2 separate regions of the Homo sapiens genome follow, and region 2 is linked to region 1. The links are chromatin loops, found by intact Hi-C in ENCODE. Cell type or tissue: breast epithelium. All regions are shown on one strand. Links, peaks and the distances in the headings refer to the core of each region. The heading gives the core; the rest is flanking DNA. Region 1 has its middle 16 kb from the start of TMPRSS2. Region 2 holds the start of PCSEAT (prostate cancer expressed EZH2 associated transcript).

Evidence for each region. Peaks named below come from ENCODE experiments on the same cell type or tissue, not always from the same donor. Only the 100,000 strongest peaks of a DNase experiment are listed, where the experiment ranks them.
Region 2: a loop joins it to region 1, with 3 times the contacts of the local background. A loop is called at or near these places in 7 of 110 quality-filtered maps.

What each region holds. Positions count from the first base shown.
Region 1 is chr21:41,518,132-41,529,751 of GRCh38, forward strand. No RefSeq gene overlaps it. Among named protein-coding and RNA genes, the nearest start is that of TMPRSS2, 16 kb to the left of the region's middle. RefSeq lists a silencer at 642-715, cis regulatory regions at 1,356-4,232, 3,547-3,651, 3,592-3,598, 3,670-3,684, 3,673 and 6 more and enhancers at 946-4,285, 2,941-3,960, 2,996-3,175, 3,236-3,883, 3,365-3,782 and 3 more. In breast epithelium, for the core only: no CTCF peak of the experiment used is centred there; no DNase peak of the experiment used is centred there.
Region 2 is chr21:41,578,935-41,590,554 of GRCh38, forward strand. PCSEAT (prostate cancer expressed EZH2 associated transcript) reads left to right here and starts at 1,541. Exons shown (of 1, transcript NR_164474.1): 1 at 1,541-3,953. LOC105372809 (a long non-coding RNA gene) reads right to left here and starts at 2,406. Exons shown (of 5, transcript XR_937738.1): 1 at 2,331-2,406. RefSeq lists an enhancer at 2,098-3,297. In breast epithelium, for the core only: no CTCF peak of the experiment used is centred there; a DNase peak (open chromatin) is centred at 4,597; H3K27ac peaks cover 359 bases.

The DNA of each region.
Region 1 (11,620 bases), core at 2,196-10,195:
AAAATAAAGCAAAGAAGAATGCCTAAATCTGCAACTGCTCTGCCTTCCCCTGGATCTTCCATCAGCGCGTCTGATTCCAGGGCCAGGTGTGTATGTTCAAGATGATGAGCCCATGCCCCAGCCCCAACTTGACCCTCTTGTCACTGTTATAGGCAATGGTCTGGCCTTGTGGGCTCCAGCTCATGCTCATTGGTTCCAGCTTGTCCTTGTTCTTCCTCATTTTATAACCTCCTTCCCTTCCCAAATGCCATCAGATGCAAAGATAAGAGCCATTGAGAGACCTCTTAGTCAGATCCCACAGTTTGACCCAAAAGGCCAAATCCTCTAAGCAATCCCTTTTAAACACACACACACACACACACACACACACACAAACACGCACACACCACATCATTATAGCAAGTGGAACACAAAACCAAATGAGTGCTCAGCATGGAGGAACCTTGAGGACACTATGCTCAGTGAAATATGCCAGTTACAAAAAGACAAGTACTGTATGATTCCACTGATATGAGGTCCCTAGAGAAGTCCAAAGTAGTCATAAAGACGCAAAGTAGAATGGCAGGTGCCAGGGGCTAAGGGGCGAAGGTGAAGGGTTGGGAGTTAGTGTTTAATGGGTAGAGAATTTCAGTTTGGGAAGATGAGAACATTCTGAAAATAGATGGCGGTGAAAATAGATGATTGCATGACAGTGTGAATGTACTTAATGCCACTCACTGAAAAATGGTAAAATCATAAATTTTATGTTATGTATATTTTACCAAAATTTTAGAAATGAGTTACCATTTTATACACACCAAACTGGCAAAAATTAAAATTGCGCAATATTAGGTATGGCCAAAATTGGGGATCTGCTGGGGGCAGAGGGAATGAGATGAGCATATAAATTGATACAACCACTTTGAAAACCTTTTCAGCATCATGCTGTAATGTTGAAGATGTGAAAATCTTTCACCCGGAAATCCCGCTGCTAAGTATGCACCCTAAAGAAACTCTTGCAACACACCAAAAACCTTCACATGTTCAGAGAAGCACTATTTCTACTGCAAAACCTGGAGAAAAAGAAAACAAATACTGATAGGAAATTCTGTCAGTTCCTACTGACAAGAGGAAAGATAAATGTGCAGTGGTGTGTGCATGTGACACAATGCCCTCCAACAATGAAAGATGGTGAACTACCATTGTATCCATCACGGATAACTCTCAGAAGCAAAGTACTAGGCAAGAAAACCAGTTGCAGATCTCATTTGCATAAAGCTCATAAACAACCAAAGCTAAATTATGTATAGTTAGAAATATATGCCTAGATACTAAATCTGTGAAAAAGGGAAAGAAATTAATAAACATAAAATTCAGTAGGGTGATTTCCCCTAGTGGGAATGAATGGAGATTCAATGGGCGTGGGGGTACAAACTGGGGAACTGGGCAAAATAGTATTGGCAATAATCTGTTTCTTAACAGACATTTGACCAGGCATGGTGGCTCACGCCTGTAATCGCAGCACTTTGAGAGGCCAAGGCCGGTAGATTGCCTGAGGTCAGGAGTTCAAGACCAGCCAGGCCAACATAGTGAAACCCCGTTTCTACTAAAAATACAAAAAATTAGCTGGGCATGGTGATGGGTGCCTGTAATCCCAGCTACTTGGAAGGCTGAGGCCGGAGAATCGCTTGAACCCAGGAGGTGGGAGATTGCAGTGAGCCGAGATCACATCATTGCACTCCCACCTGGGCAACAAGAGTGAAACTCTGCCTCAAAAAAAAAAAAAGTGACATTTGATTCATCATTAATGGATTTTAAAATGTGTGTACCTGAAAAGGAATAATGCAGCTATTCATGATGTCAGCAATAAAACAATATTTGTCCCAGTGTTTGTCCCAGTGTCTGTACTTTAGTTTTGATGTGAACCAGCTCTAAGATTCCCACAAGTACTCGTAGTCAGAAGGCAAGACAGAGAATTCACGAGTTCCTTGTAAAGACAGGGTGTGTAGAATGCTATAGATGGAATGATCAGCACTTTTAAGAGCCAGGTGAAGCAAATCTCTGGTGTGCTGAGGACCTTTGGCCATGTCCTCAAGGGATGAATGAGATCCCTTGTTTAGAAAAACATAAAGACTGTCTTAGTCTGTTTCGTGCTGCTGTTACAGAATACCACAGACTGGGTAACTTATTAACAATAGAAGTTTATTAGGCTCATGGTTCTAGAGGCTGGGAAGTCCAAGACGAGGGGCTGCATCTGGCGAGGGTCTCCTTGCTGCATCATAACATGGCAGAAGGCATCACGAGGCGAGACAGCAAGAGCTGGAACACATAGCCTCAAACCCTCAAGCCCTCTAATCATCATTAATCCATTCCTAAGAGTTAAGCCTCATGACCTAAACACCTCCCATTAGGCCCCATCTCCCAATATTGTTCCATCAGGGATTACGTTTCCAACACATGCTTTTAGGGGGACACATTCATATCATAGCAAAGACTTTCATGGCTCTCTTCATACAACCACCAAGCTTTCAGCAAATTCTTCAGATGAATTCCAGATGCCAGTTGTTCAAACAAGGAAAAGGTTGTTTAATATTTGTTGTTTTTCATGGTTGAACCAAGTTATAAGGCTCAGCCCCAAGGCTCACTGTGTATGCTATAAAAACAATTACCTTTTACTGAATATTTGCTTTGCCAGTCACCACACTCGAGTTTACATTACCTCAGTGCAAGATGGACACACTGATTTCCCCTTTTTACAGCTGAGAATGCTGGGGTTCAGAGAGGGCACTTGACTTGGCTGCACCACACAGCCCCTAGGAGATGGGCAGCTGAGTTGGAATCAGGAGCTGGGGTTCCTGGGGTCAGGATTTGGGAAGGGAACCCTGTTTGTGGGGCTGTTCTGCTCCCATTCTGTCCCCAGGGGCCCCAAGTCCTGCAGGCTCTCTTAGCTCCAGAACCCAGAGGGAGGCAGTTGCAGGGGGAAGGGTGTTTGGAAGAGCATGGGGAGTGCAGCAGCAGCTGAGGGTGAGACACCTGGTCTGCTTCGTCTCCTGCTTCCCTGTCTGTAGGCCTCCTTCTCCTCCCACCTCACTGCTGTCAACTCCACGGGGAATCCCCTGTGTCTAGGATGGGTCACCAGCTGCTGAGAAGTCCTCTCACTGGGTAGGCAGGTCTTCTGGAGGTGGCTCTGGGGCCTCTGTCATAACTCTAACAGGTCCGAACACAGGCCATTCACAATGATGGGGAGACACAGGATCATTGCAATAAGAACTTCCCCCGTGAAAAAGGTGGGGAGGAGGCTTATATGTCACTCTGGGTGACAGAAAGGAATGGGGGTTTGAGGCCTCTGGGGAGCCCATTCTGGTCTCCTCCAGTCCTATTAAATCCTAGTGAATTTGGCCTCCTCCAGTCCTGTTAAATCCTGGCGAATTCTGAGCCCCCTACAATTGCAAACATTGAAAAGAGCCTCTGAAGTACCTGGGAAAAACCACGTCTTCCAGGCAGAGGTGTGGCCCACCACTTCCTCACCCCTGCCCTAGTTAGTGGTGCAGGGAGACATACGCCCCACAACAGAGTGCACTGTCCTCTGCCTTGCTGTGTGAAAAACTTTTTTTATCATCCAGGACCAACATTTTCATTACATTGTTGAATGTCAACATTTTTAGACAACAAATGGCCACCTGGTGAAGTGCAGATGCTAATCAGATATGAGTACCTGCCGTACCCTTTAAAGCTTTTAAGACATGCAGCACTAGCTCCAACAATAAGAGTTTATGATTAAACAAACTTCATTAAAGGTCAGCTTCCAGAATTACATTTCAAGCTCACATCCTGGGCTTTTTGAAAAAGCACCATTTTGAATGAAAGGCTGTATATGTCAAAGATGGGTGAAGTGTCACAAGGCTTTTTTAAAAAGGGCCTACAAGATAAGATCAGTGCCCCAAATCCTTCCCAGAAAGGCAGCACCTGCTTTCCATGGTTGAAAAAGTTATTCAAAGACCCTTGTTAAAGATGGAAAGGTGGACTACTCAGGACCATCGCAATAGGTCCAGGCACCATGGCAATGGGACTTTCTGGGGTGGGAGAGATTGGGCTCCACTCTAACTACAGCCCAGGCAAGTGGGGACTGATAGCCCAGGAGCAGAGTGGGGTCCGTGGATAGAAAATCACTAAGGGGAAACATCAGGGGTGAGGGGGATTCTGGCTAAACTGCCCTTGCTGAGAACAGGCTGAGGTGATCAAACATCATCCGAGGGATGGTGGAGGGTGAGGAACCCCATCAGATATCGAGGGTGGAGTTCTCATCAAACTGACTTAACAGGGTTCTTTGCTGGAGCTGGATTTTAGAAGGAAGTGCACATATGGGCCCTAAGAAAAGCTCAGGAGCTTGACTAAAGTTCCATCAAGCAGAGAATCTTTTTTTTTTAATTTTCATTTTTATTTTAAGTTCTGGGGTACCTGTGCAGGATGTGAAGATTTGTTACATAGGTAAATGTGTCATGGTGGTTTGCCGCACCTGTCAATCTACCACCTAGGTATTAAGCCCAGCATGCATTAGCTATTTATCCTGATGCTCTCCCTCCCCACATCCCACCTCACAACAGGCCCCAGTGTGTGTTGTTCCTCTCCCTGTGTCCATGTGTTCTCATTGTCCAGCTCCCACTTATAAGTGAGAACATGCAGTATTTGGTTTTCTCTTCCTGCATCAGTTTGCTAAGGATAATGGCTTCCAGCTCCATCTATGTCCCTGCAAAGGACATGATCTTGTTCCTTTTTATGGCTGCATAGTATTCCATGGTGTATATGTGTCACATTTTCTTTATCCAGTCTGTCATTGATGGGCATTTGGGTTGATTCCATGTCTTTGCTATTGTGAATAGTGCTGCAATGAACGTACACGTGCATGTATCTTTGTTATAGAATGACTGATATTCCTTTGGGTTTATACCCAGTAATGGGATTGCTGGGTTAAATCAAGCAGAGCATCTTTGTCATCATCTCGTCCCTTGGGAGTTCTCCACGGCCTGGGAGTTCCCTGCACTAGGAAGGGATGAGGAAAGGCAGCCAGGGGCTCCAGTGTGGGGCAGAGGGAGCTTGGAGGAGCCGCTTCTCCCTCCCCAGGACAGGAGCCCTGGTACCTGGCTCTGCCTGTGGCATGGGGCAGGGCAGTCCCATAGCAGTGGGGAGGGGATGGCCAGGGTGGAGGCCAAGGGAGGGCAGGCACCAGCAATCTGAACACCCTCTGTTATCCACCTCGGCTGGGGCCCATTTTGAAGAGGGTGTGCAAGATTTCATCTGCAAAATGGAGGCTGCTGCTTTCAAAGGTTTGAAAGTCCCTGCTGTTTGAGGAGAAGGCAGGGATAGATGAGACCCTGGAGGCATCGCAGACTCATCCAAAGAGCTTAGTTTGACCTCAGGGCAAGGGCATCCTGCAAGGGTTCAAGAGGGGAGTGACTTCCTTCCTCAATGTATGGATGTTGAATGTGCACCTCTGATTTCTCCTGCCCCCTCCCATCTTCTGCCCACCCCAGCCAGGTCCAGAGTAGGAAGGGGCACATGCCTGTGTTCTGGGGGATAAGACGTCAGTGTGGTTGGAAGCCCAGGAAACTAGTTTTAAAGCTTCATTTGCATAGAAAATAATCTACCTCTCCTATATTTTTAACATTTTACTAAAATTTGTTTCTAAATGAGTAGTACAGTTTTTATTATGTGTTTCAGAACACATTACCTACTGTCTGTCAAGAGAAAATAAAGTATATCTGTTGCCAAATGCAATTTTATTTCCAGAAAGGTGGCTCTGATAGAATGGACCTCACTGAAGCCCTCCCCTAAGGCTAGGACTTTGCCCTCCTCCACTCCCACCCAACAAAGAGGAGTCTCTTCAGGGGTGAAGATAATCAGGATCATATTTTTTTTCATTGCTTTGAAAAGGAGAAAAGTGAGAAACATTATTCCACTTAGAATAAGTTTTTGAAGACCTAAAATTCAAGGTTTTGTTCACAAGTCTTTTTTTTTTTTTTTTTTTTTTTTTTTTTTTTTGAGACGGAGTCTTGCTCTGTTGCACAGGCTGGAGTGCAGTGGCGCGATCTCAGCTCACTGCAAGCTCCGCCTCCCAGGCTCAAGCCATTCTCCTGCCTCAGCCTCCCGAGTAGCTGGGACTACAGGCGCCTGCCACCACGCCAGGCTAATTTTTTGTATTTTTAGTATAGACGGGGTTTCACCGTGTTAGCCAGGATGGTCTCAATCTCCTTGTGATCCGGCCGCCTCGGCCTCCCAAAGTGCTGGGATTACAGGCGTGAGCCATTGCGCCCGGCCGTTCACAAGTCTTTATAATCATAAAATAAGCTTTTTGATCCTTGTACATTTCTTTTTTCCAGCTAAAATACATGCAAGTAACTTTTTAAAAATAGGTTAAGCCGGCTGGGCGTGGTGGCTCACGCCTGTAATCCCAGCACTTTGGGAGGCCGAGGCAGGAGGATCACGAGGTCAGGAGATCGAGACCATCCTGGCTAACATGGTGAAACCCCATCTCTACTAAAAATACAAAAAAATTAGCCCGGTGTGGTGGCGGGCGCCTGTAGTCCCAGCTACTCGGGAGGCTGAGGCAGGAGAATGGCTTGAACCTGGGAGGCGGAGCTTGCAGTGAGCCGAGATTGTGCCACTGCACTCCAGCCTGGGGAACAGAGCAAGACTCCGTCTCAAAAAAAAATAATAATAATAAGTTAAGCCAACCGGGCAATCTCGGATGCTCCCACGGTGCTCACGCTTAAACGCCTTTGAGGCTCTGGGTCACTCTGGGGCTACCAAAGCCTTGACGGCCAGGCACTGCTTCTGCTGCTGCACTTACCCAGCCCCTGCCCCTTCCATCTCCTCCCAGTCCCAAAACCCCGCTGCCCAGTCAGAGAGTCCACTTAGGGAACTGCACCTGTTTTCTGTTTGTTTTGTTTTTTCCTGAAAATGGCTGGCCCAAAGGAAGGCTCATAAAACCCTTGAATCTCTGTGTTTGCAGAGAAACAAATATGAAGTGTAGCTAAAGAGGGACTGAGCAAAGGGTCCGTGAAACACGCAGATCCATAGGGATGGGGGCGACAAGCTTCCGTGCTGAACAGGAGCGACCCTGGGGTGGCTGCCCGTCGCAGATGGCTAGGTCACTCCTCTTTCATTTCTTCAGGGACAAAGAAGCACTACACTGTGAGCCTGCTGTTATCACTCCCAACATCTGGTCAGGAAGCAAACCAACTGATCAAGGAGCAACATAGTTCATCCTACTTGAGCACCTCTACTTCCAGATTTTGGGATATGTAACATGCTGAGAACAAGTTAATTATCTATGCACATATATGTGTATGTGTGTATGCATGTGTATACACATACGTGTACAAACAGGCATATATACAGTATGTATACATAAATATAAATATAGTTAAATATATATTTATATTTATAAATATATAGTTAAAGATTCAAATACACAAGTGCCCATTTTTCCCATTGGTTTTTGGAAACTGTAGCTGCTTTAGCCAATCTGTCCTTTAAGAAACAAGAACTTCGGCCAGGTGCAGTGGCTCAGGCCTGTAATCCTAACACTTATGGGGGGCCAAAGTGGGTTGATCACTTGAGGTCAGGAGCTTGAGACCAGCCTGGCCAACATGGTGACACCCTGTCTACTAAAAATACAAAAATTAGCCAAGCATGGTGGTACACACCTGTAATCCCAGCTACTCGGGAGGCTGAGGGAGGAGAATCCTTAAACCTTGCAGGCAGAGGTTGCAGTGAGCAGAGATTGCGCCACTGCACTCCAGCCTGGGTGACAGAGTGAGACTCTGTCTCAAAAAAAAAAAAAACAAAACCAGAAATGAAAGCTTAAACCACCTGTGCCTCACACCGCAAACAGCTCCCTGTGTAATTAAGGAGAGACTTTGCTCTTCCACCGTTTCCATTCACGTGACTGGCAAAGTCGTTCCAGGAGACTCCAGCCCCAGTAAATGGAATGGGGCAAATTTCTCATGGAAACCTCCAGAAAGACCCATCAGCTCTTCAATGGAAAGCAGCAACTTTGTGCTCTAAGATTCTTTGAATCTCTCACTTAAACCCCTTGCCTGGCTGTTTCCACCAAGCTTGGGCTGGTGCAACATGGTCCACACTCACTCCTCATCAACCCCTCGACCCCTCGACCCCTCGACAGGGAATGTTCCACTTTATCCCAACTCCAATCTTCAGGGGGTTCCAACCTTGCCCTCCTGCCTCCCAGGCACTGCGTGGCTTCCGTTATCACCGTGACTAATAAGCTCATTTTGTGTTGGTGTGTTAGGGATCTGGAGAGCCTATATCTGCCAATAACCAATGTCATATGTAAATATACAGTGATAAACTACTCAATAAAACTAACAAAGAAAATAAAACTGGCTATGTTCCTGGTTGTAAAAGTCTTCCAATCATGGGAACAAAATGTCTGCTGTAAAATAGTAAAGAATTCTACTATAAAAAGAAAGCGGGGCGTGGGGAAGGTACTTCCTTCTTTACCTACTCTGTCCTTCAAAAATCACCTGCAACCCCTTAGGCTAATGGCAGTTTGAAAATTGTTTTAATATCTGAGATCCTAAAAAAATGGTCAAGAATTTCAAGATTCCTGCACAAGTTTGAGTTAGAGCTTTTAGATGATGAGGTCGTCACAGGTGACAGGAGGTCACAGGCGACAGGAGGTCACAGGCATGTGTGTAGTGATTATGCTCGCCTCCTGGGTGTCACCCAGCCCCGTGTGTGAGATGCACGTGGAAGGCGAAAGCACCTGTGCTCAGCGCCTGTGAGCTGGCTCAGCCAGGCCTTTAACTGCTCGCTGGAACACTGATTCCTGGTCACCCCAGGCAGCACACTGGGAGGGACTGGAGCTTACCCCCAGGGTGGACTGTAGGTGCTGGGGTAGGGGTGAGGATACCCACCTGCCCAAAGGATAAGGAAGATGCACCAAATCATGCAGGGTGGAGCGTATCAGCTCCAGGGACCCCTTAGGTCAGAGCACAGATTTGCCTTTCACGGTACCTGTAACTACTTCTGTAATCTCATACACAGATTGCTCAGCTTCCCTGAGAATTAGTTGCTTTATCCATAAAATAGGCATAATAACGTATTGCTGGGTCATGAAGAATTAAATTAACCAATGAATAGAGAGAGACTTGTGGACTACAAAGAGCTGGGCAAATACAAGGTATATTTTCCAAGAAGTAGATAATTCAGGTAACTTGCAAAGCAGCCTAGGGCTGGACTGGGCTGGACAGAGACACCCATACCTAGGGTTGCCATGTGTAGTTGTTCAGGTTGTATACGGTACAAACGTAGGGATGACTTTCACATTTGTAGTCATGAAGGATATGTATATTTAACATGACATTTTCCTGCGGATGCCTTAAAATGTCTTATGGAAAGGATGATGTATTCATATTCATAAGAAAACGTTGAACAAACTCATGGTGAGGTTATCTGTCCATGCCCTATTTTGTAAGATGAAAGAAATTAAACCTTAAGGCTGAACTCTCTTCTACGTGGGTTGCAACACTGAATCACAGTTTTGTATCTTAATTGTTCTTTGACTTACATATACAGCTGGAGGGCAGAAATAAAAGCATCAGCTTTTAAAAATGCATCAATCAACTTTAGATTGATCCAGAACAAAGCTGTCAGTTGATTGTAGTGGGCCAAACCAGGTACGATGTGTCTTACTAGAAACACAGAAGTTTACAAACATTTGAACTGACATCTTAAAACTAGGAGACTTCACATAAAATTCAGCTTTCCAGCTTCTCTTTAAAACATGGAAGACCTGGCTCACTGGGCCACCTTTTAGAGGAGCAGGAAGGAGCTCCTCAGCCCTGCGGGCATCTGAGTGGCAGCCCTGCAGGCAACTGAAATTCCACTGTCCTAAGCTGTTCCAGGAGGCGCTGGGGTCCGGTCAACCCCCGAAGCCCAGCAGCGAGCTCCAGAGACCCCGTCTCCCCACAGAATGGAGGTCAGAAGCTGCCGCCAAGCACATGAAACATCTTGGCTTCCCTCTGTGCACTCTCTCCGCTTCCTAACTTCCCTAGCTTAGAAACAATGAGGAAAACGCTGGGCGCAGTGGCTCACGCCTGTAATCCCAGCACTTTGGGAGGCCGAGGTTGGTGGATCACCTGAGATCAGGAGTTCGAGACCAGCCTGGCCAACATGGTGAAACCCCATCTCTACTAAAAATACAAAAATTATCTGGTTGTGGTGGTGGGCGCTTGTAATCCCAGCTGCTCGGGAGGCTGAGGCAGGAGAATCACTTGAACCCGGGAGGCAGAAGTTGCAGTGAGCCGAGATCATACCATTGCACTCCAGCCTGGGTGATGGAGAGAGACTCTGTCTCAAAAAAAAAGAAAAAGAAAAAGAAAAGAAACAATGAGGAAAACGATGGAGGCCCCACACCTGCACCCCCTGCATCTGCTCTGCAGGATGGCTGCACACATTTACTGCCCACCTGTGCTGGGAAGTTCAAAGAGAGCAGAACATGCAGCTTCCTGAAGCTTGTGTCCCAGCAGGGAAGGCACAAACTAACACATAATGAATGTGCAGTGCCAGTGCCAAAAAAAAAAAAAAATGTAAAGCCAGGATAAGAGGCCAGCCTGACCATCGAAGGGGCTCCATCTCCGGCAGGAGTCTGGGAGGGTGTCCATACGCAGGAGAAGCAGCAGGTGCCTCTGCTGGGGGAGGAGCCTTCATGAGGGCAGTGAGAGTGCATTATGGAAGGCCCTGAACACTGCAGGAAGGATTCAGAATTGTATTCTGGATGGCTGGGACCAGAGAAATCACATACCCTGGTTAACACTTCAGAAGAAACAGTCTGCTCTTTGCTGTGTTACATTTTTTTTTTAGTAGAGATGGGGTTTCACCATGTTGGCCAGGCTGGTCTTGAACACCTGACCTTAAGTGATCCGCCCACCTTGGCCTTCCAAAGTGCTGGGATTACAGGCGTGAGCCACCGCACCCGGCCTATCTGCTGTGTTACAAACGACGTGCCAGGAGCAGTGCCAAGGAGGGGAGATCCTAGAAGAAGGCTTGTACAATAGTGCTCAAGACATCCTAGAGCGGGGAGTGGGAATGGAGGACTAGCAAATGGAATGTGGGGACTGAGGGGAACTGGGCAGTCAGAGGTGACCCCAGGGATTTTAGTCTGAACAGCTGAAGGAATGGAGCCGCCACTGACGGAGATGGGGAAAGCGGATGTGCAAGATGACATCAAGAACTTGGCCTTGGACACGTTCAACTTGAGGTGCTAATTAAACTGGGAAGAGCAGGTGGTGGCAGGCAGTTGGAGTTGAGGGGATGGAGATGTGAACTTGGGGGGCGCCAGCAGGGAAGTGCTACTTGGAGCCGGGGCCCAGAGGAGCTCCCCAGGGAGGGAGGGTCAGCCGGTGGACAGAGCTCTGGGGCTGCCTGTGAGAGGCAGAATGGGGGGATTCCAGGAAAGATATGAATGAGCAAGAAGCTGTGAAAACAATTTCTGTCCACCTGAAAAATGTACACGGCACAGACGTGGAAGGAAAGGAATGAGGATGATATTAAAGTATTAAAATCCCACGTACTTGAGACAGTAACGATAAATAAAAATAAACCCAGTGTTGCCAGG
Region 2 (11,620 bases), core at 1,524-9,523, 60 kb after region 1:
CTCGGCTTCCCAGCCTCCTCTTCCTGAAAAAGCAGAAACCCCCAGACACAGCCAGCACCCGATGCCAGCTGCACTTCTCTAGATTTCTTTCTTTTCCTAGATCTTCATCCAGACAGTGTTACCACCTTGTTACAGCTCCAATTCCTTTAAACACTTTTAAAAGACATTTTATTCAGCTTTAGAGTTGTTTTCATTTGGATTATTGATCCAAATTATCTAGTCAGTCCAAATAACTAGAGGTGGAAATCACTTAAAACTCTGATGAATAAAGATGAGTGATGTGTCCTTTTTCCATGAATACATTTCTCCAAGCCTCAGTTTTAAAATGTTCCATACTTTAAATATTTACACTTCAGTTTACAATCTATAACCACCCACTTTAATAAACTCAAAGTCCAAAGTGTTAATTAGGACTCACACCACAGCAGTTTTTTTTTCCTTGCCATTCATTCAACATTCTTGCCCATAACCTGAACATCCTCAAACAAGAAATGGGGTTCATTCCTAACAAGAAAAACACTTAGATGGATAAACAGTTGTGTCTATTCAGATGGGACACAGCTCAGAGTTTTAAGAGAGGGTTTGTAATATGAACACACTCATGCACAGCTCTGCTGTTAGATGTGGGTTGTGTAGGATCATGAGGAGGTCTTTGGCTTTTAGCATGGCACAGTTAGTCTTTACCAGATGTGGGGAGTGGGGAAGAGAGGGCTTGAAGTGGATGTATCTGATGGTAAGAGATGGTCACAGGCCATGCCTCTCCCTAATCTCCCTCCTCTCTGCTTACAGAAAACCCATGCCTGCTCCATGAACCCAGCTTTTCTTCACCAGCCATTGGCAGCATGAATCCATGGCATGCAAAGCTAAAGGGGGTCAAAGGTTGGAACTGAGATCTGGGGTGGGGTACAATAAAAGGGCTTGGCTGCCAGAGTAAATGCTCTTCTGAAGTGGCGAACAGCCATATTAGGAGGCGGTCTGTTTCTGTGATGTCAGGAGAATAGCTTTAGCAGCTGTGATTGTGCGGTCAGACAAAGCTAGGAGAGATTCCTGTATTCAACGGCATTTCATTTTACAATCTATAAGGTGTGGGGCCCTAAAAGGGAAAATATAAAAATGTGGGATTGCCATTCAATTCAAGGGTCTTTAGGACTCATGCTAAAGCAAAGCCCAATCTAGTGAAAGAAGCACAGAGCAGGTGGAGAGCTCAGACTTCCACAAGAAGACAGAGGAATCAATCAAGTCTCTTTCCTGAGGACTTTGGCTGACGACTTGCCCTTTGCTTAACTTTTGGGGTCCATGACATGGTGCCTCCATGAAGAGGTTTAGAAGAAGGCCAGCACAGCCAGCAGCTGGAGGAGGGACAGGGGGGATTTTGGGGAGTCTTCGAGCCAGATACTGAGAGGGAGAAAGAGAATTTGGATTTTAAGTAGTTTTTCTGTGTGCTATGGAATAGCTTGTTCTGTTTTATGAGAATGTATAAAGACATACAGAGCTTCTTCCTTTCTTCCTGTTTACTTTTAGTCATCTGCCAGTGTTTTCTGAATACCAAACCTTGTGAAGATGAGCGTTGGGAAAGGAGTAGGAAGGTCCCAATTTGGAATTTTGACATCCTAAAAGCCTTGGGTGCCGCAGAATGAGTAAGCTGGAGGGTACTGTGTAAAGACCTCGGCTACTGCAGCAGAGAAACAGATCAAAAAAGTCAAGACCGGCGAGAGGAAAGTGATTGAAAGGCCATCACTGAAAGAGGTGACAAGCTTGGATTTGGCAGGGCAGGAGGGATGCAGAGAGGGACGGATGTGAGAGTCCACAGGAAGAAGCCTTCTGATTGAAAGGGTGCTTGGCTGTGGATGTGAGGGACAGAAAGGGGTCGAGGCTGTCACTGAGATCCTCAGCTTCAGCAAGGGGATGCATGGTGCCTTAATTTACTGTAAGAACATGGAAGAGGCACAGGTTTAGGGGGCGATATGGAGCCCCATTGTGGAAATGCAGGGTCTGAGGAGTGCCTGGCCTTCTGCTGGCGCTGCCCAGGAGAGCACTGGAGGAGCAGACGTGGCCTCCGGGAGATGCTGAGCCAGGGCTGAGGACATGAGATGCGCAGGGAGGGCAGACACTCCCACCAGGTCAGAGGAGAGACAGGGAGGCCAGCCCTGCCAAAGCCAGGCCTCAGTTTATTTGTAGAGTGAGAGCTTGAATTTCAGGATCACAAAAGGTTTTTTCCAAGAGCCAAAAGGACTTAGTTTCTAACTGTTCTCCTCCCTCCTTTTTGTGGCTGACAATGAACAACCTAATCCCCTTCCTTTCTGAATAATTCTCCCTGCCCAGTGACTCACCCAGGTGCAGATGAGACACAGAGCTCATGGTTGCCTCCTGTGAAGTGCAGGAAGGATGGAGCAGACAGACCCAAAAGCACTGGCCTCCCAGATGAATCAGGAGGGATGTGCAGGCTGGGTGACGTCTGCCCCGGAACCAGGAAAGTGCGGCTGCTTCCTCCACACCCCGCCCGCCGCCCAGGACCCAGGGCCCTTCTGAAAAGTGAGCATTGTGTTGTTCTTTAGACTTATTTTATATGAAAGCACATCACGCTCTAAGAAGAGTCACCCAGGCTTTCTGTTCTCAGGTGGAGCCTCCCTACACCCTACGCACACGGCGGCTGTTCCCCACGACACAGCGGGGGGCAAATGACCACCAGGAGCCAGGGAGTCCCAGGGAAAGGACGCAGATGGCTCGTGTCCTGGAATTTCATGGGAGCCATTTGAAATCATCAGCAAATGACGCCCGAGTCTATAAGGGACCTCAGCGCAGGGGCTGGATGAGACAGGGTGGGCAGCCACAAAACAGGGTGGTGAAGGCCCGAGGCCAGGAGGGCTGGGTTAGCACTCGGCCACCAGAGGGAAGCAAGCAAGCTCCCTCCCTCTCTCTCTTTCTCTCTGTCTATGTGTCTTTCTCTCTCCCTCTCTGTCTCTCTCCATCTCTCTCTCCACCCACACCTCCTGAGGATTGTTGGGTTTTCCCATGGACTAGGGTTAGACAGCCAGCGAGTCTGAACGGAAGGCGCCAGGTGTGGCAGTGGGGAAGTGAGGTGGGGCCTGGAACACAAGGGCAAGGGCCTCTGGGAGGACCGCGCAGGCTCGGCACACTGAGCGGACTGACTGCAGACCCTCCTCCCACACCAGGGGGACCACCTCTCTGTGCAAAGATGTCCTCACTTGATATTCTCAATTCTTTGAGGTCAAGGTTTTATTAACACTCCCTGAAAAGTGGGAGAGCTTAGTGATAAGACTGTATCATTTTTGCAAGACACAAAGCAAGCACAGCTGGATGGCATGTGCCAGCTCCCTCACCATGCTGAGCACTTTTACTCACATCTCACCCCTGCAGACAGATGCCAGTGTCCTCACTCACCCACTGGGGCAGACATTATTAGTTGCCAATGCAAGACCCATTTCCTCACGTCCTAACTAATAGAACCCCAACTGTGTCCAGGCAGGTGACGTGCCCAGCTAAAAATACTCACCTTTTCAGACTCCCTTGAAGTTAGTAGCGGCCACGTGATACTTCCAACAAATAAGACATACACAGAGATCTGCTGGGGCTTCTGTGAAAACTTTTACTTCCCTGAAACGGGTACCACCTTCCTTCTCCCATTCTTTCTTCCTCCTTGAAGCACAGAAGCAATGCCTGGAGCTGCAGCGGCCATTTTGTGATTGTGAAGCAATGACCTGAGGAATGAAGGCCAACATCAAGGATGGCAAAACAGAGAGAGGAAAAGAGCAATTGTCCCCTGATGGCATGGCTGGGCCACTGCCCCAACCCTGTGAGGCCATGTGACTCCTTATTACATGAGCACAGGCTAGTCGGGGTTTGTGCTATCTGCAGGTGAATGCTTGGAGATTGTACAAAAGTTTATACTGGAGGCTTTGGAATTCAATAGAAGTAGACCTGGGTTAAAGTCAGGAGGATATTTTGGCTGTCATTGGTATTGTTATTGCCGATAAGGACCCACAAGGCCACCACTAATGGGGCCTCCAGACCAGAGCCGTGCTGGGAGTTTTCCCTTGTCCCTAGAGCCTACGCTTGTGGCCACATTCCTGATCATGAATGTGACATGATCATGGAGTTCTGTGGGGTTTGCTGATGAGTTGGGCACCGTGGAGGCAGAATCTCGGCTTCTCTGGACCCCAGCTGTTGTTTATTTGTTTGATGTCCTTTTGTTTTTACTAAACATTAGGATGTCTTCCGGGTCTAAACTTCTCTACTCCCAGCTCAGGGTGGCACGATGGCCATTAGATGGAGTTGGAATGAGGAGGAAGATATATCCCACTGGAAAACTTTTTCTGACTCTGATAACATGACCTTGTATCATTGGGGTTGTGGGGAGGACTTCCACATACATAGAACACTATTTTGATCAGAGAAGTGTTTTATTTTTCTTCCTGTTTTACAAGAATGCACACTCAGTATAACTGGTATTTGTATGAACTCAGTCACCCTGAACCCAAATATTGACATTCCAGGTGAATTAGTCCTGCACTCGGGTCTGTTGGCTCACCTCAGGTGCCAGCATGTACTCGGGAAAGAGTGCCAGGCCCAGGTGAAGAGGGCCTGGGGCTCCTGAGGACGGCTGCCCAAAGCCCATGACCCTGCTCGGCGGGGCCCCAGATAAATTACTGGCGATTCTGTCCGTGGCCCTCCCTCTGCCAGCACTCAGCCTCAGGCCAGTCCTAGTGCTGCATTCCAGCTGATGGAACAGCAGGACACACGGCCACTGCTCTGCTGGACAGCCTTGGCTGCTCTCGTGTTCCTGCTGTGGGGCAGGAGGCAGGGCAGAGAGACTGAGGTTTGCAACTCTAACGACAGAGAACCAGATTGACTGTGTTTCGCCCCCAGATCTAGCTCAGCCCTGCTGGGTTTTCCACTCCGAGGAGGTCAGCGCCAAAGTGTTAATTTTGTATCTCTGGCTAGAGGCACAGTGCCTGCATGCAGTAGGCGCTCAGAGTTTGTTTCATTGAGAATTTTTGTACTATTTGAAATACCGACATACTTTTGTCTTTGAAGAAAAGGGTCCTTTATGTTATTTAAATGCAAACAGATACCTGGTGAGGCTAAAATCTTTCAGGCACTTGGTTTAAAACGCTTCAGGCTTTTAAACCATTCACATCACATGGTGTTTGGTGTTCACCGTGGGCACATTTTAGGCAGAGTTTGATACACACAACACACACATGCCACACACACCACACACATATACACACACATCACACATATACACACACACCACATACCACACACACCACACATATACACACACACCACACACCACACATACACACACACACCACATACTACACACACCACACANNNNNNNNNNNNNNNNNNNNNNNNNNNNNNNNNNNNNNNNNNNNNNNNNNNNNNNNNNNNNNNNNNNNNNNNNNNNNNNNNNNNNNNNNNNNNNNNNNNNACACCACACATACACACACACACCACATACTACACACACCACACATACACACACACCACATACCACACACACCACACATATACACACACACCACATACCACACACATACACACTCCACACACGTATACACAGACCCCACACATGCCACACACATGCCACACACCACACGCACACCCCACACACACACCACATACCACACACACCACACATATACACACACTACATACCACACACATACACCCTCCACACACATATACACACACCCTACGCCACACACACCACACATGCCACTCACACCACATAACACACACACACCCCCACACACACACCACATACCACACACACCACACATATACACACACACCATATACCACACACATACACCCCCCACACACATATACATACACCCCATGCCACACACACACCACACTTGCCACACACATGCCATACACCACACACACACATATCACACACCACACACATATACACACACACCACACATATACACACACACCACATACCACAAACGTACACCCCCACATATACACACACCCCACACTACACACACACCCACACACCACACATACCACACACATGCTGCACACCACACACACGCAGCCCCCCCCACACACCACACAGGCACACACATCCCACACACACACACACCACACACTCCAGACACCCCTCACACACATACACACACCGTACACATACCACACACAAACACCCATATCACACACACACACACACACTGCACACAAACCACACACCCTCACCATACACAAACACACATGTGCCACACACACCACACTCACACACAAACACCACACATACAAACCACACACATGCACGCCATACACACAACCCACAGGCACATACAGACACACCACACATGCACACACCACACAACACACACAAACACCATGTACACTACACGCACATATCCCAGACATACCACATATAAACACAGCACACACACCACACATGCACACCCCACATACACACATACCATACACACACCACATGCACACATGCTCCCCACACAGACACACATACAATACAACTCACACACAACATACACAACACAACACACACACACCCTCACATACACCATACACACATACCACACACACCCCGTGCATACACACATTACACTTGTGCACTACACCCACACACATACACATCCATACACACAAACGTATGACATGTACACATAACCACACGAACCTTACACCCACATCCCACACACATGCCACACACACCACACACACGCGTGTGAAACAGGCCACGCTTGACCAAGACTAAGACGTCATGCATAGTCAGATGCTCCATGATTTTATGCACCTCTAAGCAAAAATGGCAACTGCCAGCTAAGCTACTATACGTCCTCACTTGGAAAATGTAGCCCCAGGGCTGGGCGCAGTGGCTCATGCCAGTAATTCCAACACTTTGGGAGGCCAAGGCGGGCGGATCGCTTGACCCCAGGAGTTCCAGACCAGCCTAGGCAACATGGGGAAACCCCTTCTTTACCAAAAATACAAAAAATTAGCTGAGCATGATGGCATGCACCTGCAATCCCAGCTACTTGGAAGGCTGAGGTGGGAGAATCTCCTGAGCCTAGGAGGCAGAGGTTGCAGTGAGCCAGGATTATACCACTGCACTCCAGCCTGGGCAACAAAGTGAGACCCTGTCTCAAAAAAAAAAAAAAAAAAAAGAAGATGTATCCCAGTGTCACAGATGTAAAAATACAACCTTGGCTCAACGAAATATGGTATTTATTTATCTTTCATTTATGGGGGATGTCATTTTGGAGAGATGAGATTTATACACTGAAATAAATTTTAAAGCCCAGACAATCCATAACGATGAACTGCATGGTTTGGTGTGGGTGATACATGTCATAGGGATTCTGGAGGGAGAAATGTCAGCTGGTGCTAAGAAGGGTCGGGGAGGTTTTTAAACAAAGGTGATCTTAGCAGAGTCCTGAAGATGAAGTCCTGGATGAGAGGAAAGCAAGGAAATGGCATCGTGGAAAATATCCTGAAGGATGTTTCGTGGGGGTTGTCCTGGGCAGCACCATGCTACTGGGAGTGCCACTCACCTGGACAGGTCACCTGGCAGGTGGGCAGCTCTGCACACCACATACCACACACACCACATCCCATCCCATCCCATCCCACCCTCATCCCATCCCACCACTTTTGCTGTGTCCCAGAGGTTTTGACAGGTTGTGTCACTATTATTGTTCGGTTCAAAAAATGTTTTGATTTCTATCTTCATATCATTGTTGACCCAATGTTCATTCAGGAGCAGGTTATTTAATTTGCATGTATTTGCATGGTTTTGAGGGTTCCTTTTGGAGTTGATTTCCAATTTTATTCCACTGTGGTCTGAGAAATTGCTTGATATAATTTCAATTTTCTTAAATTTACTGAGACTTGTTTTGTGGCCTACCATATGGTTTATCTGGAGAATGTCCCATATGCTGATGAATAGAATGTATATGCTGCAGTGATAGAATGTTCTCTAAATATCTGATAGATCCATTTGTTGTAGGGTATAGTTTGAGTCCATTGTTTCTTTGTTGACTTTCTGTCTTGATGACCTGTCTAGTACTGTCAGTGGAGTATTCAAGTTCCCCACTATTACTGTGTTGCTGTCTATCTCATTTCTTAGGTCTAGTAGTAATTGTTTTATAAACTTGGAACCTCCAGCTTTAGGTGCCTATATATTTAGAATTGTGATATTTTCCTGTTGGACTAGTTCTTTTATCATTATGTAATGTCCCTCTTTGTCTTTTTTAACTGCTGTTGCCTTAAAGTGTGTTTTGTCTGATATAAGAATAGCTACTCCTGCTCATTTTGGGTGTCCATTTGCATGGAATATGTTTTTCCACCCCTTTACCTTAAGTTTATGTGAGTCCTTATGTGTTAGGTGAGTCTCCTGAAGACAGAAGAAACTTGGTTGGTGAATTCTTATCCATTCTGCCATTCTGTATCTGTTAAGTGGAGCATTTAGACTAGCATTTACATTCAGTGTTAGTTTTGAGATGTGAGGTACTGTTCAATTCATCATGCTATTTGTTGCCTGAATGCCTTGGTTTTTTTCCATTGGGTTAGTGTTACATAGGTCCTGTGAGATTTTTTTTAAGGAGGTTCTATTTTGGTGTATTTTGAGGATTTGTTTCAAGATTTAGAGCCCCTTTTAGCAGTTTTTGTAGTGCTGGCTTAGTGGTGAATTCTCTCAGCATTTGCTGGAGAAGACTGTATCTTTCCTTCATTTATGAAGCTTAGTTTTGCTGGATACAAAATTCTTGGCTGATAATTGTTTTGTTTAAGGAGGCTACAGATAGGACCCCAATCCCTTCTAGCTTGTAGGGTTTCTGCTGAGAAATCTGCTGTTAATCTGATAGGTTTTCCTTTATAAGTTATCTGATGCTTTTGCCTCACAGCTCGTAAGATTCTTCCCTTCATCTTGACTTTAAATAACCTGATGACTATAGGCCTAGGTGATGAACTTTTTACAATGTATTTTCCAGGTGTTATTTGAGCTTCTTGTATTTGAATGTCTAAATCCCTAGAAAGGTCAGGGAAGTTTTCCTCTATTATTCCCTCAAATAAGTTTTCCAAACTTTTAGATTTCTCTTCTTCCTTGGGAACATCAATTATTCTTAGGGTTGGGCATTTAACATAGTCCCAAACTTCTTGGAGTCTTTGTTCAATTTTTTTATTCTTTTTTATTTGTCTTTGACAAATTGGGTTAATTCAAAAGCCTTGTCTTCAAGCTCTAAGGTTCTTTCTTCTGCTTGTTCAATTCTATTGCTGAGACTTCCCACTGTATTTTGCATTTCTCTAAGTGTGTCCTTGATTTCCAGAAGTTGTGACTGTTTTTTATTTACACTATCTATTTGACTGAAGAATTTTCCTCTCATGTCCTGTATCATGTTTTCAATTTCTTTAAGTTAGACTTCACTTTTCCTTGGTGCCTCCTTGATTAGCTTATAATCGACCTTCTGAATTCTTTTTCCGGCAATTCAGAGATATCTTCTTGGTTTGAATCCATTGTTGGTGAGCTGGTATAACCTTCTGGAGGTGTTAAGTAAACTTGTTTTGTCATATTAAGGGAGGAGACCACCCCTCATATTGTCTTATGCCCAATTTCCGCCTCCAAAGAAAGAAGAAGTAAAAACTAAAAGGCAGAAATGAAATTCACAAGCAGACAGCCCAGCGCCACACCCTGGGCTTGGTAGTTAAAGATCGACCCCTGACCTAATGGGTTATGTTTTCTATAGATAACAGATATTGTATAGAAAAGCACTGTGAAAATCCCTGTCCTGTTCTGTTCCATTCTAATTATCGGTGCATGCAGCCCCCAGTCACGTACCCGCTGCTTGCTCAATTGATCACGGCCCTCTCACGCAGATCCCCTTAGAGTTGTGAGCCCTTAAAAGGGACAGGAATTGCTCACTCAGGGAGCTCGGTTGTTGGAGACATGAGTCTTGCCGAAGCTCCTGACCAAATAAGGCCCTTCCTTCTTTAGCTTGGTGTCTGAGGAGTTTTGTCTGCGGCTTGTCCTGCTACAATATTGCTAGAATTGTTTTTCTGGTTCCTTCTCATTTGGGTAGACTACATCAGAGGGAAGATCTGGGATTCAAGGCTGCTGTTCAGATTCTTTTGTCCCATGGGGTGCTCCCTTGAGGTGGTGTTCTCCCCCTTCCCCTAGGAATGGGGAGAGTCAAACTATAGTGATTGTTGTTGCTCTTCTAGATCTAGCCACACAGCGGAGCTACCAGGCTCCAGGCTGGTACTGGGGAGTGTCTGCAAAGAGCCCTGTGATGTGATCCATCCTCAGGTCTTGCAACTGTAGATACCAACACCTGCCCTGATGGAGTTAGCAGGGGGATGAAGTAGACTCTGTGAGGGTCCTTGGTTGTGTTTTGGTTTAGTGTGCTGGTGTGTTAGTTGCCCTCCAGCCAGAAGGTGGCACTCTCAAGAGTACGTCAGCTGCAGTCCTGTAGGGAGGAAACAAACTAGCCTGAGGTACACCTGGGTATCCCTAAGTATTCAGGTTTCTCAGGCAGTGGGCAGGGCCATAGAGTTCCCAAGAGATTATGACCTTTGTCTTCATCTACCAGGGTGGATAGAGAAAGACCACCAGGTAGAGGTAGGGATAGGCATGTCTGAGCTCAGCCTCTCCTTGGGCAAGACTTGCTGTGGCTGCTGTGGGGGATGGGGGTGTGGTTCCCAGGCCAATGGAGTTATATTCCCAGGGGGATTATGGCCTCCTCTGCCGAGTCATATAGGTCGCCAGGGAAGTGGGGGAAAGCCAGCAGTCGCAGGCCTCACCCTGCTCCCATGCAGCCCACAGTCCTAAAGGCTGGTCTCACTCCCTCCGTGCACTCCCAATAGCAATAAGTCTATTTCCATGCAGCCGGTGACCAGGGCTGAGAACTTGCCCCAGACCATGAGCCTCCCCGCTGAGAAAGCAAGTGGACTCACAGGTTTTCCATGTCCCATGGAGCTTGCAGCGTTGATCCCGTTCCTTCAAAGGGTCTGTGGATTCTCTCAGCTTTCCTGGTATGTTCTTGCGGTAGTTCTTAGAGCAAAAGTTTATGATGTGAGTGTCCACACACTGCTCTGTCTGTCCGAGTGAGAGCTGCAAGCTAGTCCTGCCTCCTATCTGCCATCTGAATCCCCTCTATTTTGCAGAGAGTCCCAAAACCTCAAAAGTAGAGAAGTCAACAGTGCAGCCATCAGTGTGGCTAAAGGCCCAAGAGCCCCTGGCAAACCACTGGTGTAGGTCCAAGAGTCTAACCAAAAGCTAAAGAACTTGGAGTCTGATGTTCGAGGGCAGGAAGCACCCAGCACGGGAGAAAGATGGAGGCCAGAAGACTCAGCAAGTCAAGTCCTTCCACATTCCTCTGCCTGTTTTTATCCTAGCTGCACTGGCAGCTGATGAGATAGTGCCCACCCAGATTGAGGGTGGGTCTACCTCTCCCATCCCACTGACTCAAATGCTAATCTCCTTTGGCGACACTCTCACAGACACACCCAGAAACAATACTTTGCATCCTTCAATCCAATCAAGTTGACACTCAATATTAACCATTACAGTAGCAGATATATAATTTTATATGCACGTGTATATAATTGGAAATCTTTA